Linked DNA regions of Homo sapiens: region 2 is linked to region 1. Evidence: read pairs that join two places in POLR2A ChIA-PET (ENCODE). Cell type or tissue: PC-3. All regions are shown on one strand. Links, peaks and the distances in the headings refer to the core of each region. The heading gives the core; the rest is flanking DNA. Region 1 overlaps PARN (poly(A)-specific ribonuclease). Region 2 overlaps PARN (poly(A)-specific ribonuclease).

What was found. Peaks named below come from ENCODE experiments on the same cell type or tissue, not always from the same donor. Only the 100,000 strongest peaks of a DNase experiment are listed, where the experiment ranks them.
Region 2: POLR2A ChIA-PET joins it to region 1 with 5 read pairs; 2 of 35 experiments call an interaction of 5 or more read pairs at or near these places.

What each region holds. Positions count from the first base shown.
Region 1 is chr16:14,564,232-14,567,148 of GRCh38, forward strand. All of the region lies in intron 18 of PARN (poly(A)-specific ribonuclease), which reads right to left. Among named protein-coding and RNA genes, the nearest start is that of PARN, 65 kb to the right of the region's middle. In PC-3, for the core only: no CTCF peak of the experiment used is centred there; a DNase peak (open chromatin) is centred at 1,240; H3K4me3 peaks cover 589 bases; H3K27ac peaks cover 1,620 bases.
Region 2 is chr16:14,457,387-14,460,303 of GRCh38, forward strand. All of the region lies in intron 22 of PARN (poly(A)-specific ribonuclease), which reads right to left. Among named protein-coding and RNA genes, the nearest start is that of LINC03107, 30 kb to the left of the region's middle. RefSeq lists a silencer at 1,266-1,560. In PC-3, for the core only: no CTCF peak of the experiment used is centred there; no DNase peak of the experiment used is centred there.

The DNA.
Region 1 (2,917 bases), core at 180-2,679:
AAGAGAAGCAAGTGTAAGCAAGTGCTCAGGATACAACATCCCAGAAACATTTTTTTATAATACTCAAAGGGCTGATTAACTTATAGCTTCACGTGATGGCGTGGAGCCCTGATACAAAAAATGAGGTTGCTGTCTGAGGAAGAGCTTTGGGTAGAGCGAATTTTCAAGGCAACAGGAACAACACGCAGTGAAGAGAGCCATGTGGCCGGAGATCAAAAGGACAACCTTCCCACGACTGTAGTGCAAAGCAAGCTGCTACCTGGGCATGGGGCTTGCCAGGCACACCTGCTCCCACACACCGTGATCACCATCAGGAAAACGAGTGAATCAGCATCTCAGGGTGAGGCGAGGCCTCAGAGGTGTAGGGACACAGAGGTTTAGTTTGCATAATGACACACACACAGGCCTGGATGATCTAGACAGACTTCTAATGTCATGACATGTGTTAATAAAGAAGAACAGAGTTTATTCTGGTCTCTCTTCCTAGCAAAAGGAAAAACCTCAAGCCCCCAAACTCTTTATCCTTCCTCCTAAGAACTCAGTATTTTCACTCCCCGAGTGAAAAATTTGCATTCGTGTCCATCTGCTTTCTGCTTCTCTCAAGACTACACTTCCGATTTCTCAAAAAAGAGATTTCCAAGTAAAATTGTACCCCTCTCCTACCACTACAGACTGGGATACAGAAATGTTGAATACAATCTCATCTCAACCCAATTTGAGCACAGAATTAATCTGCGGCTCACCCCAAGTCCCAAGCCTTCTAAAGAGAAATTGAAACCTTAACCGACCAGCAGCTCTACTGTACTTGCAAACGGTCTTGGTATTTCCTTCAGGGCAGAGCAGTAAAAGCACTTCATAAGAACCCTGTATGCAAGGCTCATCATTATACATATTTATGTGCTATAAAAAACTAATTTTATCATCCAGGGTAGGAAGCATGCAGACATCTCTCACAAAATAAGCTCATTTATTTTGCTCACTAAGGCTCCTGTGTAAAATAAGGGTAACCACTGGCTAGATGGGAGTGACTGTGGCATCAGTTATTTTAATTTCACTCAGGTGGGGGGAATACAGTTTTCAATCTAGCCACTTGCTGTTTTGACAAATAGAGCGTTACTCAACATTTGTCCTGAAGCCAACTCATATCCTTTCTTAAATACATACACTAGAAACAAAGGCAAAAAAAAAAAAACAAAGGAAGAAAAAAACAAAACCAGCAGCTCATTTCAACAGTCTCCAAATGAAGCATATCAAATTACATCAACTAAAAACATTAAATTAAACATTATACAAAGGCAATGCCTGCAGGGCCTGTAAAACAACATACTGTAAAGTGTCAGAGGAAACAAGCCCCACACAATCCAACAGTCTAAGTCAACATCTTTTACAGTCTGTGCTCAGGCCAAACATTGAGAGAAACGGAAATCTTCTTTCAAAGACACTAACACTGTCTCTTAAAAAGATATGCCACCAACTACAGCATTGTCCCTTATAGACACTGTGTGCTATGGAAGAAGAATCCCTTCTTAGTGGAGCACAGGCTTGATTATCCCTGACTCTGCCACTCCTGGGGCCCTAGGCAGATGTCTCGGCTTTAAAATGGGCACATTTTCCCCTATCTATGAGGGCTGCCTTTAGAAAAAACAGTCAATGCAGGTGACATACTGTGCATAGTGGAAGGTGTTCAATCGATAAGCTATTTGATAGGTAGCCCAAATTTCTTAGAGTATACTGCTAATCCTTGAACACTGCAAATTAAATGCTAAATAGTCTTGGAAATAACTATTACCCACTTGCTCCAAGCCAGGACCAATGCAAGGCTGGAAATAGCTAAGAATGCTGACTTTACTACTAACCTGCCTACAGTGGGCTGAATGGTGGCCTCCAAAAAGATATGTCCACTTTCTACTCCCTGGAACCTCTGAGTGCTACCTTAGTTGGAAAAGGAATCTTAGTAGATGTTATTATATTAACATCTACTAAAATGATAATATCTGGGATTGATGATATTATCTGGGATTATACAAGTGGGGCCTCACTGCCATCATATGTGTCCTCATAAGAGAGAGGCAGAGACAGAGAGGACACACACACAGAGGAGGAGGAGGCAATGTGACCATGGGGACAGAGACTGGAGTGATGTGGCCCTAAGCAGAGGGATGCCAAGGAACGCCTGCAGCCACTGGAAGCCAGAGGAGACAAGGACAGATTCTTCCCCAGAGCCTCTGGAGGGAGCTCAGCAATGCTGATGACTTGATTTGAAACTTCTGGCCTCCAGAACCATGAGAGATGTATTCACCTAAAACACTTGGTATTTTAAGCCACCAAGCTTGCAGTAACTTGTCACAGCAGCCACAGAACACTAATCCAATACCCTACAGAACACTAATCCAATACCCTACTACAGAGGAGGCAAGTTGCTTAAATATACATCCAAGGGTTGACTGATTTCCTTTTACCTCAACAAGTTATTTTAAATTATAATAATAAACAAGCTATTAAGCCAGAGAGAAATGTACTTTAAAGTAACTAGAGCAAACACAAGACTAGAACAGCTCAGCACGTGGACTGCCCCTGCAGTGCTGCAGGGCTAGCATACCAAGTACAGGTTGCTGGGTGGGTGGCCTGTAAGGTTTCTTTAAAAAGCAGTTTTTTGATGCTGCCACAGAAGTGGCAATCAAGATCACAAGGCAGAAATTAAATAAGGCAGTATCAACTTGAGGCAAGCAGTCCCTTCCCTGAAGTAGCACTTGTTTCCAGTCTTAAAAAACCAGACTCAAGGCTTCACAGTAATTTAATGTGCCCTGTCTTTTGACTTTGTGAAAATCAGTGAGTGCATTAAACTTTGAGGGTAATCAAACCAAGCCAATTCATGGAGATTCTTTTTATCATGGTAACTTGGGGAGCCAAAAACGAA
Region 2 (2,917 bases), core at 165-2,664, 110 kb before region 1:
CTGTGTTTGGGGCTCAATTTAGGTGGGAGAGGGGAGGATGTTGGACAACCTATGCTCAGTTCAGAAGCCAAACCCTCGGAGATCACTGATAAACCAGGATTCTTATTTCTAATAAAGAATTTGAGTCTTGGGGCCAGGCGCAGTGGCTCACACCTGTAATCCCTGCACTTTGGGAGGCCGAGGTGGGCAGATCACTTGAGGTGGAGTTCGAGACCAGCCTGGCCAACATGGTGAAACCTCGTCTCTACTAAACATACAAAAAACAGCCGGGCATCATGGTGTATGCCTGTAATCCCAGCTACTCGGAAGGCTGAGGCAGGAGAACTGCTCGAACCTGGGAGGCGGAGGTTGCAGTGAGCCAATATCGCACCATTGTACTCCAGCCTGGGGGACACAGTGAGACTCTGTCTCAAAAAAAAAAAAAAAAAAAAAAAAAAAAGAGTCTGTAAACAAACTTAACATTAAATAAGGTCTGAATGGTAGCTGTCTGGTAATAAGGACATCTCTTGTGGAATAGGGGTGTGTGTGTGGGGGTGTGTGTGTGGGTGTGTGTGTGTGTGTGAGAGAGAGAGACAGAGAAAACATGAATGCATTGTGTATCTGCTCCATCCTAGACATAAAGCTTACTTGTGAATACGAGGCTTAAGAAAAAAATTAGTTCAACATTACAAAGAATCAATAGCATTCAATAAGAAATACTTTTCACAAGAAACTATTTTGAATATTTCAAACAATCCCCTATTGTCAACTCACTTTAACACAGAAAAGATTGATGCAAACATGAAAGATACTACATTAATAATAATTTCTAAATGTAAAATATATTATCAATATACAATTAGTTGGACCTGAATTTAGAACATCTGAAATTTTCAGAGGCTAGGATCAAATTTACTTTTGTACTAAAATTTACCTTTTGACTTCAATCAAAGGACTTACTAATCAAATTAGTAACATAATCAAGGCTATAAGAAAAACAAAACATCATCCCTGCAAACCAAAAGGCCAACTATTTCAGAAAATAAACTACTTTTTAAAAATTTCCAGGAAGTTAAACATGAGCGATTGAACACACTATTTATCTGCAGAGAGAAGATAACACCTATGGAGGAAAAGAGAACAGGAGAGGCAGCATCAGAGAATGGGGTATCAGCTCACCTTGCAGGCACTCTCTTTGTAGAGGAAAAGCAGGGAGAAGAGTGGCAAAGAGCTCTGCATAGAGGCAGAAACAGAAATCTGAGTGCTCTACAAAAGGCAGATTCACCCAATTAAGCCATGCAAAATCTCAGCACAACCAGGCCCTAGATTCCTAAAACGAGCAGGTGATGAGGACTGGAGCCATGTCAGGAGGGAGCAAGGCTGTAATAGGATCCCCTACCCCAGGGAAGCCAGGGCACTGGTATCACCCCAGGCCAGTAGGAGCTAGATAGGAGGTTTATACTCTGGAGAAAGCGATCTCCGCAGGCTCAGCGGCACCAGGTACAATGGTGAAGAGTGACAGTGAGGCGAAATGAGCTGACGAAATGGGGTAGCCATCCCCCACATACCGAGGAGTGAGGCTGTCCAGCTCCCTTCTGCCAATCTGTACCCAGAGCACAGCAGTTAGGTTTGTATCCCCCAAGCTGAAAATCAGAGCATCAATCTCTAAAAAAAACTGAAACCTTACAGCTAATTCATATTTAACGTTGAAAGATTGAAAGCTTTCCTCCTAAGATCAGGAATAAGATAAAGATGTCAGCTCTCACAACTTCTATTCAACAATGTACTAGAGGTCCTAGCCAGAGAAATAAAGGCAAGAGAAAGAAAATGTGTATGGGAAAATTTGTACTGGGGAGATAAATGCAAATGTCTTTATTTGTAGATAGAATTTCTCAAACGAAAAATATCCAATACTCTACAATAAATTATTAGAACTGATAAGTGAGTAAGTAAGGTTGGTTTAAGAATACAAGGTCAAAATTAAAAAGCTATTATATTTCTTTATATTAGCAATAAATGACTGGAAGTGGAACTTTAAAAATATATGACTTACAATAGATCAAAAGGTAAAATACTAAGGGACAACTCCAGTATAGCATATGCAAAATTTGCATGCTGAAAACTATAATACACTGATGAGAGAAATCAAAGAAAGCCCAAGTAAGTGAAAAGATACACTACATTCATGGGTTGGAAGACTCAATGTAGTTAAGATGTTAATTCTCCTCAAAATGGTTTACAGGTTCAACACAATTCCAATCAAAGAGCTAGCAGACTTTTTGTAGAAACTGACAAACTGACTAAAACTTTTGTGGAAAAGTGAATAGAATAAACTTTTATATAGAAAAGACAAGATTAAAGGTACAATATTTGATTTCAAGGCTCACTACAAAGCTACAGTAATCAAGACAGTATGGTATTGGTGAAAGAACAGACATATAGATCAATGGAATAGAATAGTGTCCAGAAATAGACCCATACGTATATGACCAAATGATTTTTGACTAAGGAGTTGTAATTCAGTAATTTACTTTTCATAAAATAGTGCTGGAATAATTGCATATCTATATGCAAAAAATAAACTCATACCCATGCCTCATAACCGTATATAAAAATTAACTTGAAATAGATCATATATCTAATATAAAACTGAGAATAATTAAAAACTGCTAAAAAACATGAGAAAATCTCTGTGACCTTATCTAGGCAGAGTTCTCATGTAGATATAAGAAGCGTAAGCCATAAAGGAACTGAATCAGCCTCAGAGAAAAGACATATTAATTATAAAGCCAATTTTTCACCTCAACATCCTACACAGAAAGACCATCAATAAGATTTGCCTCCACACCCAGAGCTTCTTATCAATTTTTAGTTCATTCTTAAAAAATAATGGATGGCCAAGAACAGCCAAATATTTAAAGAAAGCTTCCAACATGAC